Regions from separate parts of the Homo sapiens genome. Here region 1 is linked to region 2. Evidence: chromatin loops called from intact Hi-C (ENCODE). Cell type or tissue: HepG2. All regions are shown on one strand. Links, peaks and the distances in the headings refer to the core of each region. The heading gives the core; the rest is flanking DNA. Region 1 overlaps SCFD1 (sec1 family domain containing 1). Region 2 overlaps SCFD1 (sec1 family domain containing 1).

What was found. A loop is a pair of places that touch in the nucleus more often than their neighbours do. Peaks named below come from ENCODE experiments on the same cell type or tissue, not always from the same donor. Only the 100,000 strongest peaks of a DNase experiment are listed, where the experiment ranks them.
Region 1: a loop joins it to region 2, with 4 times the contacts of the local background. A loop is called at or near these places in 9 of 110 quality-filtered maps.

What each region holds. Positions count from the first base shown.
Region 1 is chr14:30,654,088-30,658,488 of GRCh38, forward strand. All of the region lies in intron 10 of SCFD1 (sec1 family domain containing 1), which reads left to right. Among named protein-coding and RNA genes, the nearest start is that of SCFD1, 34 kb to the left of the region's middle. In HepG2, for the core only: CTCF peaks have their summits at 2,294 (motif pointing right) and 3,644; DNase peaks (open chromatin) are centred at 2,294 and 3,666.
Region 2 is chr14:30,705,845-30,710,245 of GRCh38, forward strand. SCFD1 (sec1 family domain containing 1) reads left to right here. Exons shown (of 25, transcript NM_016106.4): 18 at 1-41; 19 at 2,146-2,221. Among named protein-coding and RNA genes, the nearest start is that of SCFD1, 86 kb to the left of the region's middle. In HepG2, for the core only: no CTCF peak of the experiment used is centred there; a DNase peak (open chromatin) is centred at 2,517.

The DNA of each region.
Region 1 (4,401 bases), core at 225-4,224, 52 kb before region 2:
TTTAGCTGCTAAGTGTTGTGTTTAGCATGTGACATACACAGGTGATAAAACACGGCTTCAGTCTTCAAAGACAATGGAAAGAAAATAGGTACACAAATAATTTCTCTATGAGACACTATGTAATCAGGCCAGAATAGTCTCTATTTGATAGACAGACGTTAAAGAATTTGAACTCAAATCATGGGCTTTGTTAAAACTAACACTGTAGTTTACTAACTCCTAGCTCAGGACTCTAGGGATTACACTATATAATCATATCATGATAGTAAAGACTGCCCAACATGTCATATAAACAGGGAATGAAAGCTGAGTGTAGTGGCTCATGCCTATAATCCCAGCACTTTGGGAGGCCAAGGCAGGCGGATCACATGAGGCCAGGAGCTAAAGACCAGCCTGGCCAACGTGGCGAAATCCTGTCTCTATTGAAAATACAAAAATTAGCCAAGCGTGGTGGCACACGCCTGTAATCCTAACTATTTGGGTGGCTGAGGCTTGAGAATTGCTTGAACCCAGGAGGCGGAGGTTGCAGTGGGCCAAGATTGTGCCACTGCACTCCAGCCTGGGTGACAGAGCAAGACCTAGTCTCAAAAAAAAAAAAAAAAGGAAATGAAAGACATGCAATAGATGATTTGGTTTATTTCTTTAAAACCTGGATATTGGCTCTAAAGTGTTTATTTAAATAAATCAGATTTAGAATTACTGATGGAAATTGGCCATTCTTCTATGCCATGACTCTAGGATGAGTGTCGAAGAAATAGCAGTCAACTTTAATTCAGTAGACAGGGCAAGAAGAATCAAAGGGACTCTTAAATTAAACCCTAAGTAGTAGAACATGGAATCAGGCTTTAGGAGGTCAAGTAAGAGGTGGGAGAGGAGGAATTCAGTTCTACCAATATTTGAGTGCCTACTCTTTAACACACTTTCTAAACCCTGGCTTCAATAGTAACAAAAACAATAGCTTTCCTGTCTTTCTAGAGCTTACATTCTAGTAGGGGAAACAGGCAATAAAGAAAATAAAACTTGCAGCATTTCAGAAGGTGGAAGATACCCTGAAAGACAGTAAAGTAGATAATGGTGAACAGGAGTGAAATTTTAAAACAGGGAAGTTCTCACTGATAAAATGACATTTGAGTAAAGATCTAAAGGAGGTAAGGTAGTGAATTATATAGCTATGTGGGAAAAGAACATAAGCAGAAGGATGACTAATATGTTTGGAAAATGGCAGGGCAGCCAGATGGCTACAATGAAGAGAGGCAGGGGAAGAGAAGCAGGAGAAAAGGTTAAATAAATAGGACCCAGGAAGCAATATAATACAGGACTCTAGGGATTATAGTATATGATTGTATTGTGATTGTAAAGGCCATTGACTTTAATTTGATGGAAATGGGGAACCACATGGGATTCTAATATACATTTGAAGACTGTCACTCTAGCTGTTATACTGAAAATGGACTCCTTGGGGGCACAGGAAGAGCAAGATCGGTTAGGAGGCTGTTGCAGTTATCTTAGCTGAGATGATAGCAGCTTATAGCAGGACAGAAATGGTAAGGGCTGTGTTTTTTATACTGACTGTAGAGTATAGGATTTGCTGATAAGTTAGATGTGGGAGTTAGATGTAGAGAGAGAGAGAACTCAAAGATGACTCCAAGGTTTTAGCCTTTGCAAATGGCAAGACGTTGTTGTTTAGTGGGATGGAAAAGGCAGTTTCCCCAGGGAAGATCAGATGTTTAGTTTTGGGTATGTTAAATGTGAGATGCCGGCCAGGCATGGTGGCTCATACCTGTAATCTCAGCACTTGGGGAGGCCAAGGCAGGAGGATCACGTGGGCCCAGGAGTTCAAGACCAGCCTGGCAACATAAGGAAGCACCATCTTTACAAAAAATAAAAATTAGTGACTTGTGGTGGCACACCTACTCAGGAGGCTTAGGTGGGAGGATCAGTTGATCCCCAACAGGTTGTGGCTACTACAGTGAACTGTGATCACATCACTGTCCTCCAGCCTGGGTAACAGAGTAAAGACCCTGTCTCAAAAAAAAAAAAATGAGGTGCCCATTAAGATATCAAAATGTAAATGTTGAGTAGGTAGTTACATGAGTCTGGAGTTCAGGAAAAAAGTCTGGTCCTCAGCCTCCCAAAGTGCTGAGATTACAAGCATGAGCCACTGCACCCGGACAGAAAATATTTTTAAATGACGGAAATTACAACATGTTTGTATACTAATGGGAATGATCCAAACAGCGAAGTTAATGATGCAGGAGATAAGAGCGTCCTGCAGGTGGCATTAGTGAGCACTGTGGACCAGGATTTCTCAACCTTGGCATTATTGACGTTTTGGACCTGATCATTCTTTGTTGGGGGGCAGGGGGAGCTGTCCTGTGCATTGTAGGATGTTTAGCATCATTCCTGGCCTTGACTCTCTAGGTGCCAGTGGAACTCCCTCAGTTGTGACAATCAAAACGTCTTACACACGCCAATTATACCCCGGGTGGCAGAAAGGGGCAAAATTGCCCAATTGAGAACCATGGTTACAGGCTGACAACATGAGTTTCAAAGCTAGTTTTAGGAAAGAGGGCAAGTAAAGAGTCTGGGAGTAGCAAGGAAGACACCTAATTCCAGTCTCAGATCCAGTGGTATGAGCTGTGAGAGGTTAAAGAAAAAAAAAAATCAGGTTCCCATTTGAGAAGGCTCCAGGGGTTAGCCAGTTGGAGTTCAATTAGAGCAAGAAAGAACAGGGAAAGTTTAGAGAGGATGTTCAGAATAGGAGATTTTGCTGATGACTGAGTATGGGTTCCAGAAGTGATGACAGGATTTCTAGAGTAGGGTAAGAATAGGAGATGGGGTCTCAGTGGGATTGGAGGTTAAAGAGTTGTACAGGGATTAATGGGCATAATAAGATAGTATTGGTAGTCTCAAATCATATTTGGTTGGTGGGGCCCTTACTGTTGGGTAGGAGCAAGGGGCAAGTGTCTTAATAAGAGCATAGCATACAGATCACGGGTGCCTCATCACACCTGCCAGTGGTGTTGGTGTTAAGGCAATCTAAAACACCGAGATGTCTAGGGATCCTTTCCAATTCTTGAACTTTAAGAGTCCCTGGGCTCCCTCTTCATTCCCCTGGATGGAGGAAATTAAAGTACAGGGTGCTTTGAGTACAGGAGATAAGACACATGTACAAATAATTGCAACATAAAAAGGGTAGACTCAGTCTCCATTGTCAGAAGAGGAAATTGGGAAATATAACTTAGGGCAGAGATTCCCTAAAACCAAACAAGGATAATACTGGTCCTTGATGAGGTTTTCACTGTTTCAGAATGAGATGAGAATAAAAAGGACTATGAAATGTGTTTTTATACTGGCCTTTATACAATTTTTATTTCCTACTATTTGAAGTGAAAATATCCTTTTAAAAATAAAAGGTGGTGAAAGTAGATGGTAGAGTTTTTTTGTTTAATCTTCACATAAAAAGTTGGGAATCTTTGAAGAGGTTGGTTATAATTAACTATGCAACTTAAAATGACTTAATTCTGTTTATTAATCTTAATGCAGTTTCTGGATATGAACAAACTATAACTGAGATGTCATAAATTATAATCACAAAAATTTTTGTTGATTGCTAAACCTGCTACTTTTGAAGGTCTTCAGAGCTTTTAAAACGCTTAATAATTATACCCTTTGCCTCCACAAGATGGAGTAAGTAAATAGTAAATGTTAACTTAAAATTGCAGTTTACTTTTTATATTAAATGTCTTTGCCTGAAAATCTGCACCATTGATAATTGTTTATATATTAGAACTTACAAACAACTATGAAAATTCACACAGCTTCCCTCTGTGTCAGAAAGATGATTTTTCTCATTTTAAACGGGAAATACACACTTCTGGTTAAAAAAAAAAAGAAAAAGCAACTTTGCAGTGCCCATCTCCTTTTATTGGGATATAAGAAGCAAAATTAGTAATTAGAAGCCCTGATTCTTTTTTATTATATCTTGGTTGCAGGAGAGGTGGATTTGATTGTTCAGCTGCAGAGCTGTGGACTTCAGTCAAAGGGATGGACATTATTTTATCTCTGTTTTTTTACTTGGCCTTTATTTTTTCAAATCTTAGGTTCTCTTTTTGTACCTTTCACCCTCTGCTACTGACTCTTATTATTTGAAACATTAAATCGGAAGTTATACTAATAGACATAGGGACTTTAATTAAAGTTTACCTTTTTTTCCAGTCAAGAATAAAAAAAAAATGGTTTCCAAATAAATATGTATTTTTTAAAAGGTTGTAAGAGAAGCATTTTTTTTATTTTTTATTTTATTTATTTATTTATTTTTTTGAGATGGAGTCTTGCCCCGTCGCCCCGGCTGGAGTGCAGGAGTGCGATCTCGGCTCACTGCAACCTCTGCCTACCAGG
Region 2 (4,401 bases), core at 92-4,091:
GCTCCGGCCAGCTATGGCAGCACTACCACTAAACCAATGGGGTAAGTATTTTTAATAATTCTTTTGCATCTTTGTACTCAAAACCTTACTTAGACTTTCATGCCTTAAAAACACAATGTCTGATACTTTGAATGCGGAAAATGTCACCATGCCTTTGGTGACATTTAGATGGCTGAAGTTCTCCTGGTTTTTTTTTTCTATTTTTTAACTTATTTTTCATTGACATTTAATAATTGTACATATTTATGGGGTACAGTGTGCTAATACATACCATGTGTAATTATCCAATCAGAGTAATTAGCATATCACCTCAAACATTTATCATTTTTTAGTGTTGGGCACATTCAGATTCTCACTTTAAAATGTAAGTTAATGTCTTTTACATGGTATGAGCTGAAACTTAGATAACATTTTTTATAGTATCATCCCTATTTATCCATTTATCCATCTGTGTGTATCTGTGTGGATGAGTAAACACATACATACATTTAATTGCATAGCTGAAATGATATACACCTAAATGTTAATAGTGGGTAATTCCAAGGGGTATAGTTTTTTTCTTTGGGGTACTTTTCTTTATTTTCCAAATTTTCTACAACAAATATTGTCTTCTCGATGGTTTTTATTCATATGCTTGTTTGTTATTATAACATAGTTTTCATTTTCAGAAAACATTTGAAGGTTAAAACTGTTTTAGTACCAATGTTGATAACTAATATAGACTTGAAGCTAGGCCTGGCTTCAGGATAGATTCAAGCAGTGCTAAATGATAGGAAGTCCTCAGGGCTAGGTATGACATCTTACTCCAGAGACCCCAGTGGAGTATGTGTGATTTTCAGAGAAACTGAACAAGGTAATTCTGACTACTCTTTTTGGTACCATACAGTTTCCAATTCCTAGCTTACTTTTTAGAGCTAAAACAAAAGCAGGAAGCCAGAGGAGAACAGGTTTATCCTAGCCCCACACTGAGTAACTGGTTTTAATGAAATAATTTCCAAAAACAAAAGCACTCAGCCTTATAAGTACTTGGCAAAAGGAATCCAGCTGGCCTCACCTTCAGACAGTGCTGCGCAGGTTAGCACACCCCCACAGAGTTGCCTGGTGACAGGAATCGCTCCAGGGCCATTCATTCCAACAAGGATTACTTTCTCTTGCTTCTGTTAATGAAAAGATTTCCATCCTGTCCATCTCTTCATTTCAGAGGGGAGTAAGGCAAGATGAGGAAAAGGAAAATATTTTTGGAAAATTACTTCCATGTGTTTAATAAAATAGACTTTTCAGTTTCATCCCTTAAAAATCTTATTGAACATTAGCCTATTAGAGTTCTTATGATTTTACAATTGGGATTTTGATAAATATGTTATAAGAAGCTCTTGGGTGATCTGAAAGCTGTCCCTAGCCTTCTGAGATTTTAATGCAGGATTACTAATCTGTCCCACAAAACATCTTTTAATTCCATGTGAGAGACTGTTTGAACCACAGATATAAACCCAGTATGGCAAGTCACTTATTGGTGTTTTGTTGTTGTTGTTTAAAATGTAGACAACATTCTCAGAGTTGAGGCAAAATTCGCTAAGTCTGTTCTGTTTCACATTTTTTTATGATAGATTTTATGTATAGAGAGGAGAGAAAATATACAATGTAGAATTGGATCCAGCTGCTGATAAAAGAGAACACAGTAATGTTTGACTTACTCGTAATACTTGCATATATATTTTCAATATGTTCATATGGTTTGAACTCCTAAAGCAAATTGTCCAAGTTACTAGCTTTAAATTGGTTTTTTTTAGCATTAGACAATCAGGAAGGCAAGGAATTCTCTTCAAATTATAACTCGCAAAAAAAAAATATAGCTAAGACTAGGAAATTAAGATGTTTATTTTGAGGGCAGCTCTTTATTTTTGTATTTTTTAATAATTATTGACTAATCAGAGTATTTTAATTACTATTTTATTGTTAAATAAAATTGCAGCTGTGATACCCATGGCAGCAGAAATTCTCAAGACCCTTCTGTTTAGTGAAAACAAAGGTGGTAGGTACAGCGAGCATCAGCATGTGGTGTGTAATCAGGTAAATATTTTATCGATAACAGATTGGAGAGGCACTTTGTACTTAGAATGGTCCTTCTCTTTTGCCCCTACCTAGTCTTTTATCACGAGTCATGAATACAGGATCACAGTTTGTGATGGAAGGAGTGAAGAACCTGGTTTTGAAACAGCAAGTAAGTACACTTGTTAGAAAACATACTGGTAACTTTTAAACATAAATGTTGACAGGCTAACTGCTCAGGTAAAGCAACTCCTGGATTTATTCAAGTAATAAATAGGAATCATAAAATCAAGGAGTTCCTTTTTTTTTAAGTTCTGGGGTACATGTGCAGGGTGTGCTGGTTTGTTACATAGGTAAATGTGTGCCTTGGTGGTTTGCTGCACAGATCAGCCCATCACCTAGGTATTAAGCCCAGCATCCATTAGCTCACTTCCCTATTGCTCTCCCGGCCTCCTACAGGCCCCGATGTGTGTTGTTCCTCTCCCTGTGTCCATGTGTTCTCATTGTTGAGCTCCCATGTGGTATTTGGTTTTCTGTTCCTGAGTTAGAAATCAAGGAGTTCTTTATTAGTGTATTTAAGACTCTGAGGGTATTTTTTACATGTGTAGCTCAGAGCTCTGTAATTTTATACTTTTTTAAAAAAAAATTGTTCATTTGGATTTGGACTTTACTTACATTTTGATTTGTATTTACCATCAGGTTGTTGAAAGTACGTTAATTGAAAGAATGAACCTAACCTATTTAGAATAGTGAACTGTTACATAATGAATATCATTTCTTTTAACATATAATCAGAGAATATTAATAAGCTAATGAACTTCATATCTAAAGTCCTATGTAAATTGGACTAAACAAAATATTTTAAATAGAATTTATATTTGGGGATAATAAAATTGTACCTCGATTTCGCATTTTCTTTCTTTTAGTCCTTCATTTTGTATATAGGACACTTTTAAATGACTTTTTTGTTTCTGTGATTTTTCTATTCTAATATATAGATATTCTGCTTCAGTCATTATTAATTTGGTATCTTTTCAAAAGATTTGTTTTTTACTTTTAATTTTGGAAATTTTCAAATATGCATTATCAAACTCTCCTGAATCCTTCAATTAAGTCAGTATCCATTCTTGTTTCATCTATCCCATTTGTGTTTTTTATTTACTTTTACTGGAATATTTTAAGGCAAAACTGAGATAATATTTTACACAGAAACTCAGTTTGCAGTGAGAAGGGTTTTAAAGGCCAAATCAAAAGAATCAGTTATTCAGACCTGAATATTGTTTATTTACCTGTATTCAGAAAAAAACAAGATCTTTTCTTTCCTCCACACTTTTCTTTCTTATAATGTTTGCTTGTGGTATTTTATATACTTAATCTTTATTTGTGGTTTAATAAGTTATTTTTTTCTTTTTCTTTTTTTCTGAGACAAGGTCAGGCTCTCTTGCCCAGGCTGGAGTGCAGTGATGCTAGCTGGGACTACAGGCACGCACCGCCACACCTGGCTAATCTTTGTATATTTTGTAGAGATGGGGTTTCACTATGTCGCCCAGGCAGGTCTTGAACTCCTGGGCTCAAGTGATCTTCCCACCTCAGCCTCTCAAGTGCTGGGATTACAGGTATGAGCCACTGTGCCTGGCCTCATTATCCCTTTTAGAAATTATTGTCAATCTCTCTCATTCTACCTCCTGGTAAGGAGCTACTACCAAATACTAAAGCTACTTTTTCTTACTCGTTCGTAGTACTGTCGAGAATCAGCTTATCTTCACCCTCTTAGACTATATGTGAAAAGGCACAATAGGAAGTTTGGGCACATTAGAGACAAATGTGCTATACTTTACGGCTTAGCCTGCGCCCGGTTCTTATTTATCGTCAACTGTGGACAAAATGATTTTGTTTCATGAGACAAAGGGGGACCACCAACTTCTACGGTAATGTCTGCCTTTTGCTAGATAGACTGGCTATTACATAACCATATGTAGTTTATTTTTAAGGAGAATTACATATTTTTCTTCACATGTCACTGTTAGAAGTAAATCCCAATAGTAAGATTTCCCTAAACAAAGTATTTCTTGTAACATATAACTCATAATATTTAGAAATTACAGACTTTAACCTTTAGAATAATCATGGTTTGTTTTGTTTTTGAACTTACTACCTCAGAGTCACATGGTATATATCCCCTATGATACCTGTAAAAGACATCTAAATTGGTCAATTCTTAAATATTTTATTGTGCTAACACAAAAGTTTTATTTTATTTGGAGTGCATAAGATACAGAAACAATTCTTTATGATCTTACATCTCTGTTTTTTTAATATTGCAAATAACATACCACTTTGACATAGGCAGTT